2 separate regions of the Mus musculus genome follow, and region 2 is linked to region 1. The links are chromatin loops, found by intact Hi-C in ENCODE. Cell type or tissue: heart. All regions are shown on one strand. Links, peaks and the distances in the headings refer to the core of each region. The heading gives the core; the rest is flanking DNA.

The links. Peaks named below come from ENCODE experiments on the same cell type or tissue, not always from the same donor. Only the 100,000 strongest peaks of a DNase experiment are listed, where the experiment ranks them.
Region 2: it touches region 1 in a loop (3-fold over the local background); 4 of 42 quality-filtered maps call a loop at or near these places.

Annotation. Positions count from the first base shown.
Region 1 is chr16:30,973,628-30,987,708 of GRCm38, forward strand. All of the region lies in intron 3 of Xxylt1 (xyloside xylosyltransferase 1), which reads right to left. It overlaps Gm15742 (a long non-coding RNA gene), which reads right to left and starts at 2,844. Exons shown (of 2, transcript XR_384807.2): 1 at 1-2,844. In heart, for the core only: no CTCF peak of the experiment used is centred there; DNase peaks (open chromatin) are centred at 1,114, 3,784, 4,261 and 7,904; H3K4me3 peaks cover 375 bases; H3K27ac peaks cover 2,158 bases.
Region 2 is chr16:30,785,830-30,802,513 of GRCm38, forward strand. Gm33502 (a long non-coding RNA gene) reads left to right here and starts at 7,593. Exons shown (of 3, transcript XR_384806.2): 1 at 7,593-7,940; 2 at 10,257-10,433; 3 at 11,972-12,984. In heart, for the core only: a CTCF peak has its summit at 4,935; DNase peaks (open chromatin) are centred at 4,402, 4,942, 7,262, 9,892 and 1 weaker place; H3K4me3 peaks cover 1,100 bases; H3K27ac peaks cover 3,524 bases.

The DNA.
Region 1 (14,081 bases), core at 1-8,000:
GCCGAGAGGTCGTGACTAGGAAGCAGCATGCTATCTTCAAAGTCTGTTGGGCCACTGCCAGAGACACACAGGCCTGGCCACACACTGCCACACTGTACATCCTCTGGCTAATCAATTCACAGTGCAGAAATAACAATGGGCCCCACAGTGCCTTCATTAACCTCCTAGATCACATGGGAAAACACAGACTGATGAGCACCTCAGGGAACCGAGCAAAACATCCCCTGCTGCAAAGCCTGCCTGGCCCTTGGGTCATTTTTCTTTTCTCTTTTTGAGAAATGTATACAATTTCTATGTGCTTTAGGTAAACATTTAAAAACATTAATTAGTCCCAGAGACACTTTGTATACTATAGATTTAGTGTAATCTGAGTAAAGTATGGTGGTTAGAAATGAATCTCTGATTATCATGTTTCCTGAACAGAAATGAGAACAGCTGGCCCTGTACTAAGATAAATATATGAAATTGGAACACATCAGAAAGTATGTCCTGCATGCCTTATTTTTTCAACAGTTAGCAAAGAATTGATTTTTAAATTGTATGTGTTTAATGTTTACAGTGTGATGATTTATATATACATAAATGGTTAACAAAGATAAACAAATTAATTTTATGTGTTCATTTTTATTATGTGCGCACATGCGTGTGAACGCATATGCATGTAGAATATCTAATCTATACTCTTTATAGCAAAAACCCTTAATCTAACAGCGCTATTGCCTTCAACCCCCTTGGTGTCCATCAGATCTGAGACTTCCCCAGCCCTACATTTTCTTCCTACCCTGACCTCTATGGCCGTAGCTATCACCTTGCCTCCAGAATCATCTCTGTGTAGTAAACACCTAGCTTTTGCCTTTGAGATCCCGTGTACAAGCGAGATCAAGCTGTCTTCCTCCTGTGCCTGGGTTATACCACTTAGTAGAAGGCCCTCAGCTCACACACGTTGTGGCCATGGCAGAATATCCTCCTTATTACAGGGTGAAGGATCTTCCAGTGTACGTTTATCACATTTTCTGTATCCACACATCCACCCGTGGACACTCTGTATCTGGCCACAGTTGTCACTGCTGCAGTGAACGCGGACTGCACTGCAGGTTTCCTTACAGCACAGACTGCCTTCCTTTGCGCACGCACACGCGGGAGCACTTCTGCTTTCCATATTGACTCTGTAAGTCTACAGCCCCAACAGCAATGGACAAGGATTTTCTTTTCTCCACGCCTTACCCACGTTTCTCTCTTCTTTTTGATAACAATGTGACTGAGGCGGAAGACTTTCCAACTGTCTGGATTTTAAGCATCTGTAGACTGAAATGATCCCACTGGACAGGCTGCCTGATGGGAGGCAGGCATGGGGCAATGCTGTGGGAGCTAGGGAGAAGAGGGGGGCACAAGCCCTACGTGGGAAGGATATCAGACTGGGATACCAGGCTGGGCCTAGCCGCCACACTAAGTGGTTTTATTTGGGAGTAAAGGGAAGTGCAGAAACATTGTCACACCCAGGAGCCAGTATTGATAGTTTCTGGATCCTTCCGAGTTGCATAGGCCGACTCCTACAAGCTCAGAATCCAGGAGAGACCTAAGTAAGCTAAGACAAGAACTAAATTTAAAACAGCAACAACGATGCTTTTTGCCTTTTAGAATTATTGATTATTCTTGTGCTTCTCCCTTGACTCAAGGGGAAGAGGAAGAGGCCACATTTTGTGTGACCTTTAAAATCTATCACACAGCCAGCCAGAGAGGACTGTGGCTCAGGACTTGGGCAACTGAAACAAAAAAGTGGAAGAAACAGTAACATTCTCTCACGCAAGCAGTACAAATGGCGTCTTTGTACAGCACGGAATGAACCTGTCCAGGCTCCCCAAGAAGACAGGAGCTGACCCCAGACTACCTCGATTCTGGTGGCTGGACAGGCCTAACGTGCATGTACCTAAGGGTCCTACTCAGCCATGTGATCATATGTTCTAAATACTCACTGATCAAGTGAACCAAGACTAATATCCCTGCAAATTTACCTCCCACTGGTATTTACTTTCATACGTTAGTACATATATAACTATAGTATGCCAACTAGTCCCCTTTCTCAATGCTACGGCAAGTAACTGACAAGAAAGTACTTAAGGAAGGCTATTTGGTCACAGTCTGAAGTAGAGCCCGCAATGAGGAGGAAGGACTGAGCCCAGCATGAGCTGTGGCAGCAGGAGCATGGAGCTCTCACACACCAGAGGGGCAGAGAGCAGAGAGCGATGATCCTGACACCTGACCCATTCACATCTTTTTTCCTCTACCTATTCAGTCGGATCCATAGACCAGCACTGCACACACTCCCTAACCCTCCCTGGATGCCTTTACAGGGGCTGTTTCCTAACCTAACCAAGGTGAAAATGGCAAGCAAGCATCACAGACAACCAGAGTCAGACTGAGTAAAGGCTCATGGTGAATGAAGATAGGAGCCTAGGACCATGGACTTAGCAGGACCACTCTGGGTGCCTGGTGCCATTGAGCTGACCTCGAGGGACCATGGTGTGTGAGTGGGATGCAGGGATAGGAGGCCAGGGGCCACAAGAGAGAAATGAGACTTCAGAAACAGAACTAGAGAAGTCACAGACAGGATGCAGCAACTCAATAGTAAGGTGTTACATGGCGCCCACAGTGGAGTCGCTCAGTTACCTCAAACAAATGTCTGTACACATCAGAGAGAGCAGGTGACATAAAAGCATCGGATCTTTACTTAACACCTTTAAAGTGTTAATGACGAAAGTGGCTCAGTATATTCTTTATGTAAAAAGAAGCAGGAAAGCTGGGCAGTGGTGGAGCACACCTTTAATCCCAGCACTTGAGAGGCAGAGGCAGGCGGATTTCTGAGTTCGAGGTCAGCCTGGTCTACAGAGTGAGTTCCAGGACAGCCAGGGCTACACAGAGAAACCCTGTCTCAAAAACCAAAAAGAAGAAGAAGGAGGGGGGGGGAGGAGGAGGGGGAGGAGGGGGAGGAGGAAGAGGAGGAGGAGGAGAAGGAGGGGGAGGAGGAGGAGAAATGCCTTTCCACGTCACACTAGGTCTGCTCTGGTTAGCAAGGACTACTTCTGCAGGGCCTGATTTGTGGGGAAACAGCTGGACAGAAACCAGAGTCTACACAGCAATGAACTGCAGACCTACTTCAGTTGGGGTCCGCAGGATGCACGTACACTATCTAGACCGGCACCCCTGGGGTCATCCTGCTGAGACTTACAGTGTCCCCAGCATCTTGGGCTCACCTTTCCTTTATTCCTGATGCTTGTCACAGCCTTTAAGGACTTGCTGCCTCCCATTTCCTGGCTTTCCTTTATGGTGACAGTGTCCTTTTAGAGGTAGTATTTATATGCTCCTACAAGGCTTCTGATTAATGCCAGGCAGTGTTTCCCTGCTTGTAGCCTTTAGTGTCGGTTGGAACCACACAGGTACTGATTCTAGTGCGGGTAAGGACTGCTTTAAGCTAAATATGAGTTCTTTACATCCAGTATCTCACTTGTCATTATTAGATAAAGTGACAGAAAATAACCATGAGTTACTTTAATCACTGATAACTCCACAAGGCTTTTGTGGAGACCAAAAGGACCGTCATTTGTTATCTACTAGTGTTCTTTATAGAGGGAGAACTGTGATTTACTGTGCACTCCTTCCCCTTCGCCTCTCCCAGGCGATTAACCATCTCCAGTTGGCTGTGCCTCAGAGTGGCATCCAGGTCTGTAGGCTGAACATTTACAGAGCACAGCCAATCAGCCTGGGGTGGGGGAGGAGCCCATAGAAGGTCTGCTAACAACTCAGTGCAACTCAGGTGTGACCCCTGCTGGCAGTGAGTGCTACTGCAGTCCTGCTGTACATAGCACAGGAAGGTTAGGGAGGGTCAGGGAGGGCTGTCCAGGAAGCTAGGGCAGGGTAGGTGAGAGCAGCAACCCAGTTTTAACTTGAAGCCTCATTTGTTTCCCCACTGCTCAGCTACCTCCAAATCAGGACCCAAGTGTGTGCCCCCATCCTGAGCCCCCAAGAGAGGGATCCTCCCCCATTTACTCTCCTGGGTCAGGTTAGAACCTCCAGGCTCTCCCCTGGAAGGATAGGGAGAATGGCAAGGAGATGCTCAGAGAGCCCTGGTCAACCAGCCACAGACCAAAGATAAACTGCTCCTGGCTGGTAATAAAATTAGAGACTCCTTAGGGTCCTTTTCTGTTGGTAACAGGATTAGGAAATAAATCCCCAACACATGGGGCATCTGCCCCGTGCCTTGCGGAAGACAGCGCTCGGTTCTGTTTGCCTAGTGCAGCCTTCACTTTGCAGCTTCCCTGTGGCAAGGCGGCATGCTGTCTCCTCCCAACTTTCAGAGGGAAGGAAGGGCTGTGGGCTCTAGGGTATACTTAACAAGGACTGTCAGGACTAAACCTCACCAGTCTTTCTGAGCCTCCCACTTCAAACTGACCAGCAAGGCTTCATAATCTCATATCCTCACGAGACAGGCATGGTGAGAACACCACCTCAGTTTTTAAATGGGAGAATTTAAACCCTGATATGAAACATTGCCAAACTCATTTTCCACAGTGGGGCTCCCTTGTCCAGTGGGTGCTAGCCAGTGCTGGGATGAGGGAGCAGGGGTTGGGGGGAGAGGTTCTGTGTACAGCAAATAAGACTAATGCTATATAGCTTTATACAGTTGAATCACATCAACTTTAATACACGTTGAAAATGGTCCTGCCCAAGGAAGACAGTTCTAAGGGCGCTCTGCACACCACTCTCCACGATGAGTCTCACTCCTCACTCCACAGATCAGACACCACAGTCAAGATCCTGGAGACCCACAGAGGCAGCCCTGGAGAGCCACAAATACAAGTGCAATCATAGGCCTCTCCTGTCAGTTCATTTCCCTTCGCTAAATGCAATCATGTACCGAAAACAGTTCTGCAGAGATGCTAGCCAGAAATGCACAAATTACATGTATAAAAATATACAACCAGATATACCCAAGTGTTTGGAATTAGGCACAACTGGCGCCTTTCTCAAGCACATCCAACTAACTGCTAACTCTCTCCCCCTCATTTGCCATTTAGTAAAATATTTCTTTGTTTAAAGAACTATATCTGTTTGTAAAACATATTCAAAGTGAAACTCAATCTATTCTTCCAGTTCTCTCTTTCTTACATCTGTCCCTGATAAATATCTCTGCGTATGTGCCTACAGGAGACACACACGCACGCGAATGCGCACACACACACACACACACACACACACACACACACACACACACACACGAAACATGCTGTGCTTCACCCTAGGGAAGCAAAGCCAGGATTTCTTTCTATAACAACTGTTAAAGCACTCCTGAGTGATACGAAGGCTGTGGCACAGCAAGCCTGGCACGGTGACGAGCCTCATCTGCAGTACACTCTTCACCACAGCCCCAAAGTATATTTCCAAAATACTGACCAGGCAATGAAGTCTTAACTAAAAATGGCCAGATCTAGAATTAGAAAACACCCTGTCTGGCGATTCTCCTAATCTGTCTCTGCACTATAGCAGATGCCACCATGTTGTAGATCTACACTCCTGGACAGCAGCCCCATTCAAAAGGCCTGTGCTCGCTCTCACCTGCCGGATGCTCTCCATGCCAGGAGCAGGGGGATCCGTATTCACTCCCTAGGGCTGCTGGACCAAAGTGCAACCTGCTGGATGGTTTAAACAACAGGAATTCCTCGGCCTACAGCTCAGGCTCCTGAGATCCTGCCCAGGCCTCTGGCTATGTCTGGTGGCTAACTGATGATCTTGGCCCTTTCTTTATTTGATGGAGGCAAAGCCCCGATTTCTGCCTTCACTTCCACGTGGCATTCCCCTGTTCTGAGTGCCTGCTGTAATTTCTTCTTTCTATAAGGGCAACAGTTGTATTGGATCACAATCTGCTCTACTGAGCTCACCTCAGCTAAGGACATGGGCAATGATTCTCTCCCCCAGTAAAGTCTGAAGTAGGACATCAACATAGAAGCCACTGGGAGATAAGGGGGCCAGGATGGGAGAGAGAGGAAGAGAGAGAAATGGAAGGAGGGAGAGACAGGCTGGGACTTAACCAACTTTTGGCTGGGCTTCCATGAATCCCACCAGCTAGTCTAGTTCTCTTGGGGTAGATGTTTGATGGCATCAGCATTTCCTAAGAAGGGGTGCACCTGTCATGGAGACTGGATTTCAGGGAAGAGACATAGTAGTAGTGGCCACTCAGGATATTCCTGCATCATTCCCTCCTCATACGTACACCACTTTGGCTGCCAACTTCATAATGATACATTTTTCTCAAAGAAACCTGCTGTCTTCAGGCTGGTGAGGCTGACAGACAAGGCTAATACATGCTGTCCCCAGAGAGCAGGGGAGCTATATTATCTCAGTTACCACAGAATAGAATTCTCCAAAATACACACTCAATTTAAAGTAGAAGTGAAATGGCCTGACGCTGCTTCCTGAGGGGAAATGTGTAAATATGGCTACTATTTACCCGCCTACTTGCGTAGTTTTTGTTCAAACAGAGCGTGCCTGCTGCATACGCAGAGAAACTGTTGAGACTGGCTGGAGATACCCTCGGAACTGATATCTTGCCCGCTGTACTCGGCACTACAGTTGCTGCGTATGTGCTGTGCAAATGCCTCGGTGCCGAGACTAATCCATAATCAGTACCAGCTCAGCCAATGTGAGCGTGGAGTCATTGTGTCTTAAAGCCGACAAGACCATTTCTCACTGAGCAGAGGATGGCAGCAAGGCTCAAAGGTATCTAGGTACAGCCTGGCAAAAGCCTTGTGTGATCCGTGGAACACTGGGTCAACACGGGCTGAGGCTAACTGGATGCCCCAGACTCCTGGACCATCAGCCCACATCAACCCACACTCCTGAGCAAGACAGAGGCAGTCCATGACGCCCACCCACTTGCCAGGAACATGCACACATGAACACAGGCATGCACCTCTCGGCTCCATTAAGCAGAGCATGAGTTTTGGAGTCTGATCTAACATCCTGGAAAAGGGACTGGTCCCTTTTGAGCCTTGCTTCCTGTATGATGGGAACACATCTGGGGGTTGCTGAGAAAGAGCTCTCAGGTGCCCTCACGCAGGGTCTGGCCAAAGTTGGTTCTTGGTCCATGGGACTTCCTGATATTTTCTCTTGCCATAGTAAGGGTAGAATCTTCCCGAGAGAACCTCTGTCTGACTAGACACACAGGATCTAAACAGAGGTGAATTTACAGCTGGGGCTCTGACAACCCCACTTCTTTCTCCACTTCTGACAAGTCTGTAAGAAGTCGATGTAATTTCTCCTGGAATAGCTGGTCTGCTAAGGGACATTAACACTTGCTATGTGCTGAGACTTGTTCAGAGGTTCTTACACATTTTAATTTTCAATTTTTCTACAAGAGGGTATCATCCTGACTCCTACCTGACCGATGTGGAAACTGAAGTACAAAGACAGCCTGTCAAAGCCTCAGCATTACGTGGCAGTGGAGAATGGATTCAAGGGCAGGCTGTGAAGCCCCAGCACCCATGTCTTACCCCCAGCGCTGATGCTGTGTTTGTGAAGCCTCTCTCTCTCTCTCTCTCTCTCTCTCTCTCTCTCTCTCTCTCTCTCTCTCTCTCTCTCTCTCTCACTGATTTGGCCACACACACGTACTTACCTTTTATTTAACTTTCTGCTTCACTTTCTAATCATTTACTGAACAAACTACAGACCTAGAGTTTCCTTGGAAGGAACACTACACTATGTCCCCAAGACTCAATGACAAGGCAGGCAGGGACCCAACGATGACTATGCACACTCGAAGAGGACTGTAGGCAGCCCTGACTGTATCCTGAGCTGCTGTGAAAGGCAGCCAAGAGCCAGTAAGGAGCCTTAGCGGCCAGAATAGCACAAGCAAAGATAGTAACATGACCACTGGGCACAGCCTGAGGAGCAGCGAGTCTTTGTCCAACTTGGCTCCAGACTGCAGAGTCGGCGCCAGGCCATGAGGCCTCGAGAGCCAGGCCCAAGGGAGTGAAATTCCACGAACACTCCAAGAGTCAATTAACAGAGTGAGATAAAAATCTGCTGGGGAACCATCTCTGCATTCCGTTCTGTAAGGGTGGCGACTTATCCTGAAAGCTCACCCAGTCCAAACCTCTCAAGGGAAGCTTTATAGTGTGCCACCTTCTGCCGGTAGACCCAAGAATACAGCCAGCCAGACTGGCTCTCCCTAAAACCAGAGCCACGTTTGTGCACCCATGATGGAGGGAGGGTCTGAGGTCCCAAGGATGACCTCTGCCTGGAGAGCTGGGAAAAGATTCCTGCACCTCCTGACGCCAGACTCAAGTTCTCTTCATATCCTGCATGTCATAAGGCTCACAGATGTGGGGCATCTGTTCTGCACACAGTGCTGGCTGGGATCTGAGGAAAAGAAGAGGATGGGGCACTCAGCAGTGAGCACTCTGGATGGGGCACTCAGCAATGAGCACTCTGGATGGGGCACTCAGCAATGAGCACTCTGGATGGGGCACTCAGCAATGAGCACTCAGGATGGGGCACTCAAAACCAATTCTTGCCCCAGGCTCTACTCCCCGACCCAGACTGCTGACTAGGAATTCTCTAGCACCTGATATGCATTTATCTCCCAAAGCCTATGTGTTACACACCCATGTCAGAAGCAAGAAATGTGTGTGTTAGTTACCATGCCGGAAGAACTTTGCATGCTCCATAATGAAGATGAGAACTAGACACAAGTTTCAATGAGCTCAAATGTCACAGATCCTTAAGACAGAGCGGCATAGAACCTCCGATCTGTCACTACCCAAGCTATAGATCTGTATCTTGACTACACATTCTTGACTACACACCTGGCCCAGAGGCTTCTTCTCACCCTAGGAATGCTGGGAAAGAAAGAGAAAAGACACAGCAGGTGATCTGCGGACAAACAACTCAAGCAGCAGATAGTCTTAGGAAAGGATGCAGAGATTCACTGGAGTCAGGCAACTGGAAATCTACAGAGCAATGAGGTGTTACTGCCCACACATCAGGCCAGCACAACCAGACAATGACAGCCGAGCTCGAGTGGGCAGGAAAGAGGTGGTTGTATAGACTGCTAATATAAAGGAAAATTATTATGGTCTATGGGATGAACAATCTGGAAACACCTATCAAAATTATAAATCTACCTACCCTTCAGCTCAATATTCTATGGAATCTACCCCTGGGAAATAAAAACAGTAATTCACAAAGACACACAAGCACATTTATAAATAATGGCATTACTTATACATTAAATAAAAAACCAGAAGCAAAGTGAATGCCCACGGAAATAAGAATGACTGAATAAAATATAGACTACCTTACTATAGAATAAATAAGAATGAAATATGAGGTGTGCCTGCTCACTCCGGAGATGTTTCATGAAGTATCGATGAGCCAGCAAGGCAACTCTCAGGGACAGTGAGTGATTAATGTGACTCCAGCTGAGTTACTTTAAAGGAGCTTGCACGAGTGCGTTGTGTGTTTTTAAATGATTGGCTGTAGATGGTAAATAATTCTTATAATGAGTTATGTGGATGGGAAGAAGGGAAGGGGCTTCCAGACAACAGGAGACGAAGGCATCTGCTCCCCAGCCCCTCACACTCCACGAAGGCAGTTGCTCTTTGCCAACTGCTTCCACTGTCTGCAAGGTTCTCCTGATTCCAGACATGAGATGTCATCCCTCCTATGTTCTCTCCTCTCACATGAGCATCTGGAAGGAAGAGCCACAGCCCTGACAGCGCAGATGTCCTCAGTCAGCACTTCCAACAGCAACCACTGTACCCCTACGCCAGCAGCATCTGCACGTGGAAGCCAAAGCAGCAAACACAGGGGTCCCTGACTTCTCCCACTCTGAGGTTTCTGCTGGACCCAGTTCTCACGGGCAGCCACTGTTACAGGCCATAGGGAAAAGCACTAATTAGAGGCTTCAGTGTATAAGGATGGCCACCCAGGGCCACAGTACTCAGGGAGATGCTCTCTAGCCTCTGTGCCCCTGTCTCCTAAGAGTGACACTGGAAACTGTGGGGAGGAGTTTCCTCTGATCTGACAACTCATCTATTTTCTGGAAACTGTGTCCTCAAGAGAGTTCCTTCTCTCACTGCTGAACTCTCTCCTCAGGAACCTACTTTCAGGGAATGCTTGCAAGGCGCTCTCGCTCTCCCTCCCCGCCTCCCCGAACAGGCACAGCGATTCTACTACCTCGGCTTTCTCATCTTAGCTCAACAGCACTATTCTTCCCACAGGCAGATGCTGGGTACCTCCTCCAGGGCAGCTGCTCCTTCTTAGAGAAATAGCCATTTGGACAGGATGCAGGCACACTCCTCAAGGAACACTCATGCCACCCCCAAAAGTGTGCAGGAGTCATGGGATTGTGTGGAGTGGGCAAGGACAGTCCTAAAGGCCTGTCTGAAACCTCAATGGAAAAGCCCATCCTTTGAAGAAAGCTGACTACCCCCCAACTGCTGTCACAGACCATGGATGGATACAGCTGCATCCAGCCAGGACTCCCTCCCACCCTTCTCTGGCACCAAGGACCAAGGCTGTTTTCATCCCCAACACAGATCTTCCTGGAGAAATAATGCTTTATGGTCCATGCTACACCACACCACCACTGAGTCTGCACAGCCATGACTCATAGGAAAGACACAAGGAGGAACGGCCTGATGCAAGCGTGCTGGCCCCCAGAAGACAGGCAGAAGGCAGCTCCTTTACAACCACTGCTGAGGCGCTGCAGGCCAGCACCCAGGACTGGGCAGGCGAGCACCTTCACAGACTGGCCTAGGCCTTCAGGGCTACACCCCGGAGGCTGGAAAGGGAGTTGGGAACCTCAGTGACTTAAGCCCATTCAGCAGGCAAGAGGCTGGGCATGGAGACTTTCCTAGACAAGGATGACAGTGGGTCCCTGGTGGTGGAGATGAGGCGTCCAGTCTCAGTCCCCTCACTGCAGTGCCATCTGAGGAGTTGTAGCTCTTCTTCAAGGCGTTGCTGGCAGGCCCACAATGCCAGTTCCCACCTTGCAGTCTCAGTTGTTTTGATAAAACAGAGACAACACCTATGTAATAAGAGAGACAAACTATCCAGCAAGGAGAGCCACATCATCACTAGTGGAACCATAGGATTCTCTGTAAATATGATCTCATTATTTCTGCTGAACACAGGCAATTAGAGGTGTTCTGTGAGAGCCGGGTGGCTGGGTTGCTGGCATCAAACAGCCGGGACTGGACGATGGCACTGACTTCCTTCTAGTGAGATGAAAGGAGGGAGCTGGGAACCGGGTGAGGATTGAAGGCACTGAGATCCAAGGCAGCTCCCAGCCCCCTCTCCCGGGTAGGTGCCAGGCACCGGACACAAGCAGCGTCTCCAGCCACCACGGAGCAGAGCCCATGAGCAGACCTCAAAGGGCTGCTTCATCCTCACTACCCTAGAACACTGCTGAGTCTAGCGAATGCCTCTTTTGTTCCGCGCAGCACAGAACTCACAAACACTTTTAAACTCTCCTGTGTTTTCCTAGCTGTTTGTTCTTTTCTCAGAGGTCCTCAGAGCACTGGAAGCTTCCAAGAACAATAGCTAGGGAGCCTGCTCTGCAGTTGCAACAACAAGGCAAGGGCCCCAGCTGAAGGAGAAAAGACGGGAGGGGTCATTGGCTGGCCAGCAGGCTGCTTAGGGACAACTGTGGCAGCAGGCTCTGTCCCTGGCTCTCAGACCCTCAGGGTGGGAAGTTCCTGCTGCGCCTGCAGGATTCCTGCCGGAGGACTGGGGCGCTGGCAGCTTCTCTAGGCTCATGTTCCAGTCAACACTCACATGGTCGGTCTCTCTTCTTTCAGAAAGTGAAAAGTTTAGATTTCTAAGGCAAACATCAAGGCCCCAAGGACAGAATGATCCGCTCATGGGAGGACTGAACCATGACCAGCGAAGGTCAGTCCCATACTCCCGGGGAGGGGAGCCCCAACATCTGCCCTCTCTGCTGCTTCAGGGCCTCTACCAGCCTGAGACAAGCTTGATACAGAGTCTTGGCCCTGCCTGGAGTCCTGGCTCTACCTTATCAGGGACTTGGGCTGGTCTTAGGAGGGTGTATGTATAACCCATGTCTTTATTTTCTCATCAGGAAAATGGGGCAATGTTAATATCAATTCTGTACTAGCTGTGAAGAAGTGCACCTACATAGGAAGTGCTGAGCATGGACACCTAGCAATGTTACATATGCTATAGGCATCTGTGGCGCTCCGACCACTATCCCAACAGTGTTTCTCCTAATGGGCCTGGGTCCACAAGCAGTGCCCATGGAAGAAGCCCTTGATACCTACTGCCTTAGGCTCACTCCCTTCAGGATGCTCTGGATCCCCTTGTCAAGGCTCCGGGTGCTGAGGGGCAGGATGGGGCCAGCTCCGAGCAGCTCTTGTGACTGGAGAGAGTGGAGGTCAAGGCGTGCCTGGCACAGCCCGCACATGTCCCTCACTGTGCCCCATGGACTCACTTCTCTGACCTGCAGTCACACTACCTGCTCCTGCTCTGCCACTGCTCCTGGGTAAGTGTCTGAGCAGCTTTGTGGCAGGTGCTGGAGGCTGGGTCACAGTTTGATGGCTGTGAATTATTCTTCCAGAGCTCTGAGCCTCTCCTTTGGGGGGCTAAAGGCCTAGAGACCACACCATTCCCAGCTCAGACCACCTGTGCCTCTTGTATGTGTTTGTTTATTTATTTTAGTATGCATGTAGTATGAGAATGGCGGATCTCAGATCAGTGACTAGCCGCAGACTGTCCCATGCTTGGCACTCTGTAACATAACAGGGATGAAGGCTACAGAGGGATGAGAAGGGTTGGTTTCTCCAATCCTTCTCTAAAGACCATGCTCGATTCCACAGGAAGATCTGGAGAATTTGAAGAGGCAACTGCCAGTACCAAACCCCACAAAGTTGCCCAGAAAAGCTTAAGGAGGAAGTCTTTATCTTACATGACTGACGACTGACAGGGTGTAAGGAACCTGACTAGACGCCTCATGAGCATGCTAACCTGGGCAGACACGCTCCCCGGCATCATGGCACCAGGGAAATAAGAACAGTTGGTGTCAGAGGCAGGATCTGGGGCTGAGTCAGGAGCTCAGCATCTCCCTAGCTCTACAAAAGACCATGGAGGAGGAGGAGGAGGAGGAGGAGGAGGAGGAGGAGGAGGAGGAGGAGGAGGAGGAGGAGGAGGAGGAGGAGAAGGAGGAGGAAGAGGAGGAGGAGGAGGAGGAGGAGGAGAAGGAGGAGAAGGAGGAGGAAGAGGAGGAGGAGGAGGAGGAGGAGGAGGAGGAGAAGGAGGAGGAAGAGGAAGAGGAGGAGGAGGAGGAGGAGGAGGAGGAGGAGGGAGACCTTGACTCTATCTTCTCACTCTCGATCAATGAGAAAGGAGCTGGGGAGCTGGGGAGATGGCTCAGCAGGTAAGAGCACCCGACTGCTTTTCCGAAGGTCCCGAGTTCAAATCCCAGCAACCACATGGTGGCTTACAACCATCCCTAACGAGATCTGACTCCCTCTTCTGGTGTGTCTGAAGACAGCTACAGTGTACTTACATATAATAAATAAATAAATCTTAAAAAAAAAAAAAAGAAAGAAAAAGGAGCTGGGCTGGCTGCTGGGCTGGAAGCTGTCTACATTCTCATTTAGAGGTGACAGTCCATCATTCTACTGGATGGGACTGAGGACCAGATCCAGTCAGCTCGAACAAGTTCCACCAAAATATGTGAGACAAACTGTAAAAGCCTTTCTTCTTCCCGAGTGCTGAACAATGCTAAAGGTAAGGAAAGAATAGATCCCCGCTGCTCAGTACACAAGCCTCTACTCTCTAGAGCAAAAGCTGCCTGACACTTGCCAGTGGCACCCACTCCCCAGGACTGCCTCAGCTGAAGGTAGACATTGCCTCTTCAACCACAAACAGGTCACTGGCTGACCCGCCCTCCAAACCCACCACCTTCCAAGGGGGCTAATGCAATTAGAGTGGGACTGGTCTATATCAGTCATTCCTCTTCCAACTGCTGAGGTTTAGGGGATTCTGGGAGAGCATGAGGTACCACT
Region 2 (16,684 bases), core at 3,621-11,620, 180 kb before region 1:
AGTTATCTTCATATTTTATATTAGGTTTGGACAGAGGAGGGAGCATCCCAAAAGAACCAGAGTTTCATACCATACTCAGTCACCGATTGTATTCTTGAGTTCTGGAAAAATGGGAAATCCTTGGGCCAGTATTTGATATTAGTTCATTGTTTTGCTACTGAAACAAAATATGCCTTCATAAGCAGACTACTTTATAAAGAGAAGTTATTTTAAATTTGAAGCAGGATACTTTATATGGGAAAGAGGTTTATTTTGGCCATAGTTATAACCAAAATAGAAGGTCTGGGGCCCTCATCTATGACTGTTTCCTTGCTGATCCTTGCTGATGGAATACCAATACAGTCCAGAATATCGCATGATAGCAGTGTGTACACATCTGTGCATATCTGGTCTCTGTTTCTCCTTTTATAAAGCAGTAGGATTCATAGTCAGGCCCCACCCATGACCTTATCATTCCTAACAACTTTCTGCAGGTCCCACCTCTGCAAATAATGGATTGAATCACCACCCTCTTAATTCTTCACTGCCCCAAACCGTGAAGGCCACTCAAATCATACTTTCGCACAGCAGCTAAACTGCTGAGGTCTGTTGTGGATTTGGTTTAATGCTTGCATTATGGGTTCCCAAATTGCTCAAGAATGCCTCATATAAGATGCAGTGGGTCCCTGTCCCCCCAGTTGGTTCTACTTAGTAAATAAAGTTGCCGGCCACCAATGGCTGGGCAGGGAGACAGAGATGGGACTTTAGATTTCCCGGGCAAGGAAACCCAAGGAAGAAGAAGGATTTAGTACCGCCATGCCAGGGAAGCAGAAGGATCGGGCTTGAGATCTGTAGAAGAGAGAGTGTACAATCATGTAAGAGCTGAGAAGAGAGGCCCCAGGGGGCCCCTCTTCACCCAACTGAGTCTAGGGTAGCAAAGATGGAATATAGATTTTAGTAAGTAATAATTCAGGAGTATTAAAGAGGAGGCGTTCGCAATGTGGAAGTTTGGAAGTGGTCCAGCCATTGAGCTGATTAAGGCATATTAGATATAAGGCTGTGTGTGTGTGTGTGTGTGTGTGTGTGTGTGTGTTTGTGTGTGTGCTTCATTCAAGAATCCAGAGCATTGGGGCAGATATCGAGGAACCCCCTGCCACCACAGGGATATTAGAGCAGACTAATCAACTACAGCAGCAGAGGTCCTCATAGCCACACACTGCTGGGTTCAAAGCTGCCTCCCCTCTGCTTACTAAGACTGGGCAAGCGAGTGGCCAGGGAGACTAGCAGGGTGCTGATACGAGTCTTAGAGTCCTAAACCTGTGAGTGCCCTGCCCTGTGACTGGTGCCTGGTCATAGCAGAACCCTCACGTTTCCCACATATCTGTATCTTTTGACTGTTCTGGGAATAAATATGACTGTAGAGATCTCAGACATAAGCACAGACAAGAGAGGTTGCCTGGTCCTCGGCTTTTCTCTCTCTTGTCTTCTCTTCTCTCCTCTTGCCTACTAAAAGGTCAATACCACTGCCCTCCCTCTCCCCATCCATTACCACCTTGCCCTCTAACAGCCAGAACAGAGTGGGTCTAGGCTCTTCCAGCCACAGATGCCAAGACAAAGGCACTGCGGGGTCACTGGCTGTCCCCTCCCTCAGTAGATAGATCTGTCCCTGTGGAGATCCTTCACCACCTCCCAGCCCCAGAAGGTTGAGCAGTTCACAGCCAAGGGCCAGCTGCTCTGAGGCCACCACATAGTGCAGGGTCAGCTGTTTCCAGGACTTCCTGGCTCCCTTCCTAAGTGGCAGAGGGTGAGGGGCACATGTAGGGAAATGAAGGCCAGCCCAATCATCTCCCTGTGGCAAATATGGCAACCTTGGGATTGCTAGGGTACTGAGTACCTTCCTCAACTCAACAGATCCAAGATGGTTAAGATCCATCCAAGAAAACCCCAAATAGTTAGTAGCAAAGCACGCACTGGCCTCCCTGTTTTCTTGGTCCTCTAGTTGAAAAGAAGAAAATCTTCTGAAAACACAAGTTAGAGCTTATTTATTCACTTCCTTGTTCTGTGTTATTTCCTGCTCCAGTGCCCTTGTCACCCAAGAAGTATCTTCTGATGCCCCACAGTCCCATATTTAAACTCTTGGGAAGGAACAGTAAACCAGTAACCCATCTGTCTGTCTGTCTGTCTGTCTGTCTCCGTCTCTTTCTCATGTGTGTGTGTGTGTGTGTGTGTGTGTGTGTGTGTGTGTGTTTGTGTGAATATGGCTGGAGATCAACACTTCTTGAGAAACATGAAAACTTTCTAGAGAATCCCTAAAGGAGAGGCAACAAAACCCCGAGACTTCCCCACCTCCCCATCTCTCAAGGTTCTTCTACAAGCTACTCAGAGGCCAGCACTTATCTCTGGGTGCTGTGAGACCATGTCCTTCTGTCTGTAAAGAATCAATCAGCACTACTCTAGGATCCACAAAACAAATTCCCCGGACAGACCCTGGAACAGCACACCCCTCCTGCACATGCTGACTCAGACCCCTTCCTCCTGCCACATCTGTGGCTTCTGTCAACTTCCGCCCTCACTATCCACACCACTGAGACCTCAGCTCAGTGCCCAGCTGCACCTATTTGCTTGCCAAACCTCTTCTTCTGCCATTGCTACTGAACAGGCCGCAAACCATCCATGGCCCTGCAGAGTCCTCAGCCTTCCTCGGATTCTTTTTCCCCTAAGTGACTCCAGTGTCTCCTGGCCACTCCCGCTGCCCGAGCACACATGGCCACTCTGACACTCAATGCCTGGCATTGTAGCTGCAGCCTATCTGCCTGTGTCTTTCTACAGCCCTGCGCCCTGCGGCTTCTGTGACGCACGGTGGCAGTTGCTGAAATTCTAGAGCAAGCTTATCTTCTTCATAGCAGAATCCACTGATAATAACATTAAAGAGAAGAGAGGCGGAGCCATTTTCAGACTCAGGGGCCAAGCCGATGTTTCTGAGAACATCATTGGATTCTACCCAAAGGATAGAGTGTTTCAACTTGATTTTTTAAATTAAGCAGTAGCCTTTAAAACTATCAAGTCCCACTGTTGTCTATTGACACAAGTCACATGCAGGTTAAATATCACTGAAACCAACAGCCCTTGAATTTGGGTGAGTGTCCTATACCTGGTGGTCTAAAGCTGTTGCTTAAAGCTAGTGCCTGAGAGTAGTCAAGGTTTCATTAGTGCTAACTTTCCTCGGGGAAACTCTAAGAACATTTCTACCAGCTGTTGGGTTTTATTTCCTGTTTATCTGTATTGTTCTACACTGTGTATGGTGGCATCATCTTCGTCTCCAGGAAAAGTGATGACACAGCATTTAAGTACAATTGTGAAACAGATGGACTGAGGCCATGATATCTCAAAGGGGAGGAGAGGGGAAGAGCCTCTTCTCTACGCTTATGGTTCCTGAAACCAGTCCTTGTGGCCCACTCACAATCATAAGGAGGAAGGGAAGGTGTGAGGGTCTCTGGGAGCCTCCTCTGCCCAGCTACATGAGCCCAGCGCTCCCTGCTGATCCGATCTCCTGGTTCCCAGGAAGCATGGCAGCTGCCATTTCCACCCAGCCCTGCTGCTTACCGCTTCTATACCCTGAGACAAGTCTGGACACCGTTTATGTCTTTTGGGGATAATACTTCCCCGAGGGCTGCAGCGTGCATCACAAACCTCGCAGTGGTTCATATGCTGGAGGTTTACGGCAGACATCTTTACTTCTGGAAGGAGGTGGGCTGAGAGGCATGTGTACGCAGAACACGAGCCCTTTGTGAGTTTACGGATGTTTCATGAACTGGAAAACATCTGCACAGAGAGATAGGCAGTTTCCATTATTATTCATAATGTACAAATGGTACAGTTTTGGAAACAAAAACTGAATAAACTGTTGGACTTAGCATTTGGAAGGAAGGGGGCCCAGGTAGTTAATAGATGAGCCTACGCTCTTAGACTATGGCGCAGGCTTACCCTCACACGTGTACATGTGTGCAACAGGTGAGTGCTTGAGTGCACACACACCATCCCAAACCTGTGCAGCTTCACTGTTTGAGCCCTCACTGACCCCGGACACTGCTCACACTTTACCTCTGATGAGTGGGACTGCAGGTCATGGAGACAGAGGGATGCTTTGCTTTTTATACTGCTCGATCTCCATCTTTGGTTCTTCCCACACCTGATAAGAACTAACAAAAAAAGGCTCTGTCCTCATCGGTAGGATTGTACTTCAGAACCAAAGTTTTAACTTTTCATAGAACTGAAACCTCCTTGGCTGTCCCCTGCATTTGGGGACAATTGTTTATCCAGTGCCCTGGCTGCTGCGGATCTTTCCAATTTGCTTTGGAAGGGAGCCTGGACTTCCTGATTTCCCCCAATCCAGCTCTCAGCTGGGCAACCACAGCAACCACACCCCTTCCTGTGGCTTCCAGTGAACCCTCCTAGTAGGAGAGAAGTGGAGAGGGGGGAAGAGGAGGGGTGGCGTGTTGGGCCCCTGCAGTGGACAACAGTGTCTGATGAAAACAATGTCACTTTACACACAGCTATGGCTGGCTAGATGTAATAACAGAGGCCTGGGAAAGGCGAAAACATGAAGAGATGGTAAGGGCAGTTGGCTCAAAACCTGGGATAGCACTCAGGAGGGCAGGCAGGCAGGCAGGCAGGCAGGCAGGAGAGACTGGGGGAGTCCGGTAGAGCCCCTTGGAGGAAGAGGAGGTAAAAGCTCAGGCTTTAGCTCCCCAGTGGTATCACCTCTTTTCTTCTAGGATTCAGAGGGTCTAAGGGTCCGATTCCACAGTGCAGTGGACCCACGAGGGCCTGGGAGCTGCTTCTGCCTGGCTTGAAGTGGCCACACACGCAGGCTAGCTCTGTCTGGCAGCCAGCTTTAATCAAGTTCCTGCAGAAACACAGGCATACTGTTAGGCATTACTCCCTCAGAGCCAGAGGAGGAGCAAGGCAGGCTGAGGAGGAGCCAGGCAGGCTGGCCTGCTCCTGGGTGTGTACCCACTTAGAGATGTCCCTTTAATTTCTCAAAAACACTTCTTGACAGCTCCTCACTGTGCCCCAGCTTGCAAGAGGAGCCCAATGCTGTTAATAGACCAGCATGGTGGGGGGTGGGGGCAGCTGGAGCTGTCTGTCCGACTTGCTGGGGAGCATTAATTAACCATCAACTATTCTGTCTCCAGAGCCTTCAGCACTAGGCATCTCTGGGTACCATTTCTGACTCTATAGAGTCATTCCCATGGCACTCTCACATGCCAAAGAGCCCCCCGGCCCGGCCCCCGCAACCAGTCCCCAGAGAAGGTTCTCTTAGCGTATTGCTCAGCAAACAAGCAACCCAAGCAAGGCTTTCTTCTCCAGCCACCTTTGGGGTGTTATCAGGGCTAGGCTCAGATAGGACTCTGTGAATGTTTGCATTTTGGAAAGTGCTCGCCCTTGTTAAGGAAGAAGCAATGAATGAGAAGTGTTTCTTTGTCCTCATTCAGTGTAGGCAAGCATAAAGCAGGCTCTGAAATGTTATCTGTTCAAAATTCAGGTGGCTAAATATTAACCAAGAGCGTGATTGGTATTCCCTATTAGCACAGTGTCTACCAAGTGTCAGGAGCAAGCTATTGTGCTCAGGCAGGCCCTTGGGAGGAAGCCTGCCTCCAGCAAGAACAGGCGTCCCAGCTTTCAAATAGAAGTGAGAGTGCCCTGAGATGCCAAACTCCCCTTACCCTGCTCCTGATAGACCTTTGAGGTAGCTATTCCATTCTATGCTCACCACAATCCCTAGTGTCTAGCTACATCTCTAAGCATACAAGCCCCCTTGCACGGTGGGGTAAAGAGTATTTACCTGGCATGCCCTTGCTGAAATGTTTCTATTACAGTGTGAGGCTCCCTTCTGGGTTATGGATAGCACAAACGTTTCATCTGGGAAGTCAATTGCAACTGGATTGCTGGGGCTGCTGGGAGCTTTGTCATGATAGCCAAAGTTTGAAGGGTTTCAGATATGTGCTGGTGCTGCGGGGAGGCTATTTTATATACATGTCAGGAATCTTGTTGATAGGGAATATGACCTCTTCCGGGACGCCTGCAAGACTTCCACCCACCAAAACAAATCAGCTTTTCCCTCTCTGTGTTCCCTGGCCATCTAACCTTGTATCAAGATGATTTGTTTTGACTTAACTCCTCCTTTGCTGCCCTCTGGGTCCCTCTGGGTCCCCCTGAGTCCCTCTGGGTGGGACGGTGTCTTTTTCATGTGCATTCTCCTTAGGATGCTCCACGTTAGTGCCCAGCTGTGATGGTTAATCTTCATTGTCAACTCAACTGGGTTGGTTTGGAGTTACCTAGAAGACACACCTCTGGGAGACACACATCTGAGGATGTCTAGAGAGGTTTAGCTGGGGAAGATCTGCTCTGGGTGTAAGTGACTCCATACATGGGCTAGGGTAGTTACACTGAATCCACAGAAGAATCACAGGAAATTCAACTGAGTACCAGCATCCAGCCATGTCCCCCTGCTGCCTGACTAGACACAATATGACCAGCCACCTCCCACTCCTGCCACCACTACTCCCTGACTTGATAGATTCTCTCCTCAAACCATGAGCCAAAATAAGGCCATACTTTAGTTTCTTCTGTCACAACAAGAAATATAATTAATACGCCAAGGCAGGTGGTGGAACTAGATCTCATTTCTGGGGAGCACAGCTATGGGCAGACTCCTCTGGGATGCTCTTCAGGCCCTCCCTGCTGCCACTGCACTCCTATTGGGTAGATGTTGCTTCATATCAGGGGTGGGAGCCATTGGGGTCTGGGGTATCTCTCGGGAGTGGGAATGGATGGGCTGCCAGGTAAAGCACAGACACCCAGTTAAGTAGCTATTAGTGCAAGCATGCCCCAACTGTTAAATGGGGGCATACACTAAAAACAAGTGCTATTTATGTAAAATTCAAATTCATGGAAGTATCTTGCATCCTTCATTTGCTAAATCTGGCAATACTGGATGAGGATGCTAAGCTACTAGAACCACCTCTCCAGACTCTCAGCCCTATTCCTCTCATGCAGCTCCTGTGTCGTCATGGAGGAACAGCTTGGAAAAGTGGAAGAATTGCCAGTTCAGCCAAGCTGGCCCCTGGGTAGTTGTCCTCACTTCCTCTCCTAGTGTTTCCACGAAGCCCATCGATATCCCACTATCTGGTTCCTGTAGGCCTGGCCAGCCTTGAAAGCCAGCCCCAGTGAGATCGAGTCAGGGAGGACCGGCCGGGCAATGACACTTTAGAAAGCCCCTGGTAGGCATTTTAGAGTGCTCAGGGCCAAAGCTGAGTCGCCCAGCCTTACACAACAGTGCTTTGCACAGTGCTCGGATAGAGTAGAAGCTCAATAAATACTTACTATCTGCACAGAGGACCTGGTGCTGCTGGACCTTCTCCACCCGTGGTTGTGCTTACCTCCTCCGCAGTGATAAAAATGTGTCAAATCAGTTGGCATAGAGCCGTTTCCTTTCCAGGAGCCAAAGCTCACTCCCACTGGGCAGAGTGCCCAAGTGCATTAGGCTGATTTGGATTTAAAATCAATTAACACATCCTCGGGGAACTTGGCTGCCATAAAAGCAAGATAAAACTGCATCTTCTTAAGTTAATTTATTTCCATTTAAAGGGTAATTAATATGTTTTCGTTGACGTGAGCATAGAGAGCTCACGGACCAGTGACACTGGCAGAGAAGCTGGCCAGGCAGTCTCGAGGCTGCAGCAGGAGGGCCTGAGCCACGCCTGTGTCACTCACCTGCCTCTCTCGTCCCTCTCCTCTCAGACTCCCTCGGCACCTGTCTGCTCTCCGTTTTTCTCCATCTCCTTCTCTACCAAGGAAACTGAATGGTAGTCTGCTCCTGGACTTTGACTTGGAAGTTTGACCAAAGCAGATGGTCCTGATAATGAACTTCTCCAGCTGAAAGACCTGCCTACAGAACAGTAGGAATTATGAATGAACTTAATCTGGGCCTGTTTGGGGGGTAGTGGGGAGATAGGTCAGGCAGAGCTACTGGGCCTTGGGGACAGTGATGAGAGTGTCACAGGGACTATCGGGAATGACCCCCAGCTCACTGGCCTGGGGATCTGGAGAGGGGAGGACACTAATCAGTATTTACTTGCAAACAATGAACTCCCAATACTAGATATCACAGAAGAAAAGGAGCTTACCTGTTGTGTAATCATTAGATCTCACTAGGTCAATGGGGAAGCTGGAAAAAGCAAACTTGGGAACCAAGAGAGGCTGGAATAAGGTCACTCCACACAGCCAGAAGGGCGTGGGAGTAGTAGTAGTGTATACCTTTGATCCCAGCCATCAGGAGACAGAGACAGGTAGAGCTCTGTGACTTTGAGGCAAACTGTAGTAAGAATTATATATTCTATCTATCCCGTATATAAGATATCCTGGTATTTATTTAAAATTTGTAAGCCTAGATTGGGCAGGTTTGGAGCTATTCTAATTTTCATCCCAGCCATATGTCCCTTGCCACTTGCTCTTTCTCCTGGTCACATGCTCATGGCCCATCTCATCTCATGGCTGCCTCTTCCTCTCTTTGTCTTCTCTTGTCTCCTTTCTCCTCACTGTTCTCTCCTGAGACACGCCCCCCTCAATCCTCAAGTCCCGCCTTTCTCTCTCTCTACTGCCCAATCATAGGCTTTAGTCTTTTATTGACCAATTAACCTGAAGAGCAAGGTTTGCACAACAAAAACTGGAGTATATGAGAATTTGCTTGCTCGTCTTGGGGTAACCAGCTCTTGGGGTACAGAATTTAGCATTTGAATACATAGAAGCACTTGACCAACCCTAAGCGCTAGCCTGTTCTACACGCGATTACCCTGCTTCCCACTTCAAAAGGACAGCCATGTCGCCTAACCTCCACTGCTGTACGAACACTCTCTAGAGTTTGCCCCATGCCCAGGATCTGAAGTCCAGAGGGTATGGTCTGAATTCTCATACCACGCCATATGCATATTCCCCAGGCATTTGGGGGAAGATGTGGAAATATCTGGCCCCCATCAGACTAAGACTAGATCAGATGCTAGGGAGGGCAGGGAGGATCCTTATGGTGGCATTGAAGTAGAGAGCGAGGAAAGCAGGGCAGGTTTGCATGGAACATGAATTCCATCCTGGTCAGACTGAGTATGAAACACAGGCATTTGGTAGAGCTAGGAGAGTCGATAACAACCGAGGGGCCCTTTGAAGAGGTTAAAGCCCACTGTATCACATCCTGCCTAGATACTGGTGTCGTTCTGCTCCATCCTTGCATTCTTCGTTCTTTAAAGCATCATATCTTGCGAGACGCCCAGGACAAGAAGGCTTCTTTAGGAGAAGCCTTAGTGGGACCCTCTCTCCTAGAAATCCAAATATCTGCCACATTTCTGACCAATTGATGTGAATAGGGGAGTAAGACAAGTTAAGCCGGCAATGGCCAGGACATGAGGCCAATGGTGACTAAAGCTGATAGAGAAAAGGCAAGAAGAATCACCCCTCTGCTTAGGGCTCTATAGGTTTAATTATTTGATGCTTCTGAGACAGGAGCACATCTGGGGTATGGCAGGGTCTCTGCATTAAGAAGTTTCTGGGCTCTAAAGAGACTTAAGGATCGCATAAACACTACAGCTTCATTTCACTACCCTAGGGCCCCAAGGCTCAGAAGGTCACAGAGACAACTTACAGGCTCCCTGATTGTGGAACAAGTGACAACCTTTCACCCACACCTCAGCCCATCCCGCTTGCTCTGCTGACCACCTGAGAGGAAGGGAGACTCCTGTAGGATGCAGCTGGGCGGACCACCTCCTTTTCCCCTGGAGGTAGTGACGTCCATCATTTCTAGGAGACAGTGTTACTGCTATTGTTAAATGCTGGCAATAGATTCTGGATTATTCTCTCCTGGAAGCTGGTCATGAGTCACCATAGCACATCTTTAGGAAGTAGCTGGCTGGTTTCCCAAAACCAAGACCTGGTTCACTCTGCACTGTGTACTGGAGTCTGCTGGCTGCCCTTGTTAGAAGTGGAGGAAGCAGTTTTGACATTTATGAGAGAACAGACGCCCAGTCTCGAGTGCTCAGTCCACCCAAAGCAGTCGATATGTGATGACCTCACCCTGAGATAGGAGGGTTCCAAGAGAGACTATGAAAAGCATCTATCTGTTCAGCTATACTTCTTCATATCTCCCCACCCCCACCCCCATATTGTTTAGGAGGTGGCCACTGAGTGAGCCCTTGAAGGTAACTGGGTCTCTCTATTCTCACTGGCAGGAAGAGAGCAAGACATCCCTGGGAAGAGGTATGTTCATTGATTCATGAACTTCAGGAGTCCAGTTCTATAGCTGTGGTCAACAGCCTACATGCTGCGTGTAGCTGTACAAGAAGGATATTCCCACAAAGTGATGGGGGATGGACAGCAACCCCAGCAACTCCAGTCAAAGAGCAAGGGTGAGCATCAATGTTGATACAGAGTCCAGCAGTGAGCAGATCGATGAGGAAGGATAAAGATCAAGTGACCATGTCGGCTCTATCCACAGTGTTTGTCGACTGTGTCATATGGGAAGGAAAGGGCATGGTGGCTCCGCTCATGCTCTCCCCGCCCCTTCTATTGAACTTTAAATGTCCCCAAAACCCTATGAAAAGAGCTTAGTTGCCAAGGTGTGGTGATCTGGGGAGGTGTTGATGCCTTTAGGAGGTGGAGCCTGGTGGATGAAGTTAGGGCTATGGGAGCATTTCTCCAAAGGGTTCTGTGACCTCTGCCCTCTCCTCATTGCCTGGCCAACGAGAAGGAAACAGGTTTCCTCTGCCATATACTTCTGCCATGCCATTCTGTCTCATCATAGGTCTTAAGCAATCAGGGCAATGACCATGGGCTGTGTGCCTCAGGAACTGTGAGCCAAAAGAACCCTTTCTTCCCTTTAACTTGATTTATCCAAGGCATTTATTACAGTGACAAGAAGCTGGTTACATACTCATTTACCCCTGTCCACTGTATGGCCATGTTCCTATTCCAGTCATATGGTCTACTAGGAGTTCAAAACTCTCTTAGGTGTTCTCAGAGTCCTCTCTCCCCCTCTCACAAGTTCGCTATTTCCTGTGTGTCTTATCTCTCTGTGTCCTTCTGTATTCACAGCTTAGAGATATTCTTTGCAAAGAGGACTTCTTGGCCCTTCAAGGACTCCCAACCCAACACATTCCATCCAAATAACTAGTATTAAGAAAAGGCTTGCCTTCTCCTGGCCCCTTTGTCTAGGCTTGTTTGGGTGACAGGAGAGCTTTGGAGACTCATAGAACAGAAAGACATTATCAGAACAAAGAGTGGGCAGAAATCCCAAGGTGGAAGTTGAGAGCTCCTACAGTGGAAGGACAGACAGATCAAAATAGAAGTGGACAGGAGTACTTTCCAGGCTCAGAGTGAGGCCAAGAGACCAGGTCTGAGTGGCTGCTGCCGGGATGGGAGAAACACATTCAGCCTTCTTCATCTTTTCAAGGACTTGTGAGAAAGGCATCGCCGTTACCTTCTTCTTACAAGTGAGTAAGCTTGAGGCACAAAGTGTTTAGGTAGCTTACCCACAGCTACCCATCTAATCAGTGGTCAGGCCAGGCTTTGAACCTACTCAACCCTCAATGTCTGCCATCATGTAGCAGGACACCTAATTTAAAACATCTGTTCACCTAGTTTCTTTGGCCCATCATACATCAACCCTGGATCGGGTATTTTCTGCCAAACCTGGCACATTATACGAAACGTTTTTTGTTGTTGTTGTTGTTGTTTCTCTCTCTTTCTCTCTCTCTTAGGGAATAATTTATGGCCTTGGAATTCAATTAATGGTGTTCAGAATCATCTTCAGAGAAGAAATCTCATCAAAAGGATAATCTCAAAACAATAGTAAAACTGATACAAGCAATTAACAGTTGTATCATCCATTCTAATTACTGATGAAATTCTATTCCATCTCTTTCCCTTTTCTGCTTTATTATCTAAGCTCTAGGATTGAACTGAATGGAGGAAATATGATAGAATCTTGTCTGATGGAAAGGCAGATGCAGAACAATGAAATAAATACCTACAGAAAAGTAACCTTCAGGCCCAACTGAGTGCGAGTCACGTGCTTGTTCATCATCGGCACAGATATTAAACGCATTCTTCTTGAACCTATTTGCATGACCTGAAGGGACCATAAATCAGCAGGTCTGCATACTTTTTGAGAAACGAATGCATTCCGGCCTAGGAATGTGGCTTGGACTTTGGCAGCACAAGGAGCTGGGATGCTTTCACTTGCAAACAATGGAGGACCCCTGGCTTGAGTTGGCTCAGAAACAATCCATATATCACCATCCATAACCGGAGTTAACAGCAAGGCAAAGCCCAAGATCATTCCAGTCCGAGGCTCGATAAAGTCATCAGGAAATCACGGTTTTTCATTCTTTTCCTTGGCTGTTGCATTTCTGTTGGGAACCTAAGAGCGCCTGCCAGATGGCTGCCACAGGCCTGGGCAGGACATTCAAAAACAACAGTATCCAGGGCACCAACAGATGTCTCTTTTCTTATGCTTGACTCTTTCTTTAGAAGCAAGAAAACTTGGTCCAGACTCCTGGCAAGGGTTGGGGTGTTGCTCAGTGGTTGAGTTTACATATGGGGTTTTAGAACCTAATGCGCGCGCGCACACACACACACACACACACACACACACACACACACACACACACACACACACAAGCAGTCAGTCCTCTGTTTGAATTTGAGTCATTCTCTTGTTCCTAAAGCAATTGGTGATGAGTCCAATCCTGCTGCTGGAGAACCAGTGCCCTGACCCCAACAGACAGCCACCAGACTTTTCCCAGTTGTGTTTCTGAGTACGATTTCTTCATCCAAACAGCAAACCTTTAATATTTGGTGGAAATGGAGATCTTTAAAAAGACCCAAACCTGAGATTTTTGTAATAAGCTCATTCCCTGTTTTTCCTGATAATAAATTGTCTCTGTCACCTCAAAGGTCACCTTGCTTGCCATAAAAATAACAGTTTATAAAGATTGTGAAATATGGCCTTGCTAACCAAATGTTATTCTAAATGCAACAGAGCAGATTGCTACTTTGAAGGGTTTGTTGAAATATTTTGAAATGAAATATGATCAGGACATCAGGTTAAAATGATGTGTTGAATATATGTATTAATCTTCTCTCCATCTCAAAATATTACTTAAAAATGAAAAAGAAATACAAGGGCTGGAGAGATGGCTCAGCCGTTAAGAATACTTATTGTTCTTGCAGAGGACCTGGGGTGGGCTCCCAGCTCTCTCTCATGGTGACTCACAATCAGTGGTAACCTTAGCTCCAGAGACTCCAATGTCTTCTTCTGGTCTCAGAGGGTGCATGCCCATGGTTCACTGACATTCATTCAGGCAAAACATCCACACACGGAAAGTAAACAAATCTTTACAAATAACAAACAGAAAGAAATTAAAGGCATAGTGGCATAAGGACAAAGAGTGGGAGCAGAGACATCAACAGCACTCCAGAGGTGGGAAAGCAGATAGAATAGTGGTGGGCAACGCTGAAAAAGCTGAGCTTGAAGACGGTCACTGGAGAAACCAAGGGTAGCCTGGCTTTATACTGAAGGATGCTCAGGGTACTCAGGATAACGAAGACTTGGCAACACTAGATATCTCTGCAGGTGTAGAAGGGAAGTGAGGGGATGGGGTAAAAGTTGTATGATAAATGGATGGACCTCAGCTTGGTCCCTAGCTCCACACAGCAGTACTGCCTTCTGCTGAAGACTAAAGGCTGAGCCCCAATACCTAAGAGAAGCAAGTCTGCAGTGTAGGAACAGCAGGGAGGTGAAGGGCAGAGCACAGCAACACTGAAAGCTGGCAAAGCACAGGTTGGATTTACTGACTTTTTTTTCACCCAGCTCCTTGAGTTCAGGAACGCCCAAAGGGATATCATTGAAGCAGGAGATGAACAGTGCTCTCCGAGGCAATGGAACAGCCGAAGAGGAAATATGAGAACATGTTGCTGCTATCTGAGTGCTCCAGCCAAGTGGCCTTGTGACAGAAAACACCAGTGATGAAGGCCTCATTTCCTGAGCGTCTAGTTAACTGTTCTTTTCTGCTGAGGTGAACTCATACCATAGGCTGGAAAGATTACTTAAAAACAAAACAAAGCAAGACTGCTGAGCTCATGGATCCAGAGGCTGGCATTTCCGTGAGCACGGCACTGGTATGAAGTGAGGGCTTTCTTGTTTGTCAACACGTCCGAAGCTTGAGGAATGTGTGCAAGCCACAGCAATGGTTAGGGACCCTCTTTTCTAGATACACTGAGAGCTAAGGATCACCAGGCAGTGATGACAGCCTCTAGTGCCACCGTCCACAACAAGGAGAAGGGAAGGAGGAGTATGGAAGAGACAAGTAGAAAACTGTCCTTAGTCTCCTCATAGGAACTGTGAAGCAGAACCAAGGAGCCCATAAAACAGGATCAAAACCCTGTGATTTATGACCTTGACAGCGGAAATGAAAGACTCAACCGAAGGATTAGAAAGCTAAGGGAAAGAAACCTGTTGGATAAGAGAGCCAAAAAGCAGAAACGAAAAGGAAATGTGTGTGTGTGTGTGTGTGTGTAAGTGTGTGTACAAATATATATATAAATATATATATTCTAAAATTTTTTTTTGAGACAGGGTTTTACTATATATGTATCCCTGGCCTGGAGCTCACTATGTAGACCAGGCTGACCTCAAACTTCCTGCCTCCTCCTCCCAAGTGCTAGGATGAAAGGTACACATACCACACCCGGCTAAAAAATATCCATATTTGTATAAAGCTAGAGATCAAGCTGTGAGACCAACTGCCCAGACAATAGGAGTTTCAGAAAGAAGACAGAATGAAGAAATCATCAAACGAAATTGATCAATACAAATATCTAGACCATTGGTGTGGCGGTTAATATGCTTGGTCCAGGGAGTGGCACTATTAGAAAGTGTGTCTTTGTTGGAGTAGGTGTGTCACTGTGAGCATTGGCTTTAAGACCCTCATTCTAGCTGCCTGGAAGCAAGGCTTCACTTAGCAACCTTCAAATGAAGATGTAAAACTCTCAGCTCTTCCTGCACCATGCCTGCCTGGATGCTGCCATGCTCATGCCTTGATGATAGTGGACTGAACCTCCAAACCTGTAAGCCAGCCCCAATTAAATGTTGTCCCCTTCTAAGAGTTGCCTTGGTCATGGTGTCTCTTCACAGCAATGAAACCCTAACTAAGACAACTGGTCTCCATTAAAATACCCATGAAAATGAATCAAACCAGGCTTGTGCCAGGCACATGGCTGTGGAATTTCAGAACAGGAACAGAGAAAAACCTACAATTTTGGAAGATGGAGTATTGTCATGGTTAGTTTGCTAATAAGTAACTTAGATAGCTGAAGTGTTAATTAGATTTCTATTGCTGTGATAAACACCAAGACCCAGAGCAACTTGGGAAGGAAAAGTTTATTTGACTTACATATCCTGGGTCACAGTCAGTTACTGATGGAAGCTAAGGCAGGAACTCAAGCTGGGCAGGAACCCAAGGCAGGAACTGAAGCAGAGGCCACAGGAGACCCAACTTACTGACTTGCTTCTTGTGTTTAGGTTCAGCTCCTGTCCTTGCTCCTCCCAGGACCACTCACCTAGGAAGGCACCGCCCACATGGACTGGGCTTTCCCATATCAATCACTAAGAAAATGCTCTCAGGCTTACTTATAGGTCAATCTGATAGAGGCATTCTTTTCGTCTGAGATTCTTTTCCCAAGTTATGTCTAGGTTGTGTCAAGTTGACAAAACTTGCTGGCACATTGACAAAGCAGTAGTTTTGTAGCCATGATGTTGTTTCTCAAGGCTGGTGAGTGAGTGGGGAGGTTGACCTGGGGATGTCTGCTCTCAGGTGTGGGTGGGTTCCATCAACTAGCTGGGTCCAAGGAGGTAAAGGGGGCAAAAAAACCAAACCAAACCAAAAACAAAAACAAAAGAAGGAAATAACTTCTGCTCTTTTACACTGGGATATTAGAATCGCAGCTTCTCCGCCACTTAAATATTTTCTTTAAGCTAAATGAGTTGTAGAATATAAAAGGTAAAATCCAATTAATTTTTCTGTACATTTAACCTCAAAAATTTCAAATTTAGAGGCTGGAGCTATATCTTAGGAGTTAAAACTACTTGGTCCTACAGAGGTCCAGGTTGGATTCCCAGCTCTCACATGGTGGCTTACAACCATCTCTAACTCCTGTTCCAAGGGATCTAAGGCTCTCTTCTGGCCTTTGTGAGGACAAGGCACATATGTTACATATACATACATGCAGACAAACACTCATACAAATAAAAAGACTAATTTTTAAAATTCCAAATTTACAAAGAAATGCCTATATATAGGATACAAGGTCAAACTTGCTCCATGGAATAAACTTTAATTTTTGACATCTATCATGTAAGAATTTCACCTATCATAGATATTAGAATAAAGTCTAGACTTTAATCATGATTGGAATTCTAATTCCATTTATGAACATATTTTTATTTTATCTTTCCAAACAAGAGTCTTTGAAAAGTGTCAGAGGTAGGCTATTTTCTTCATTCAGTACACACAAGTGTGAATTATTCCCAATGTATTGAAATGTTGAAGAAGAAAAAATAATTCAATGATCTTGAGTTCTTTATCAGTGTATATTGGTG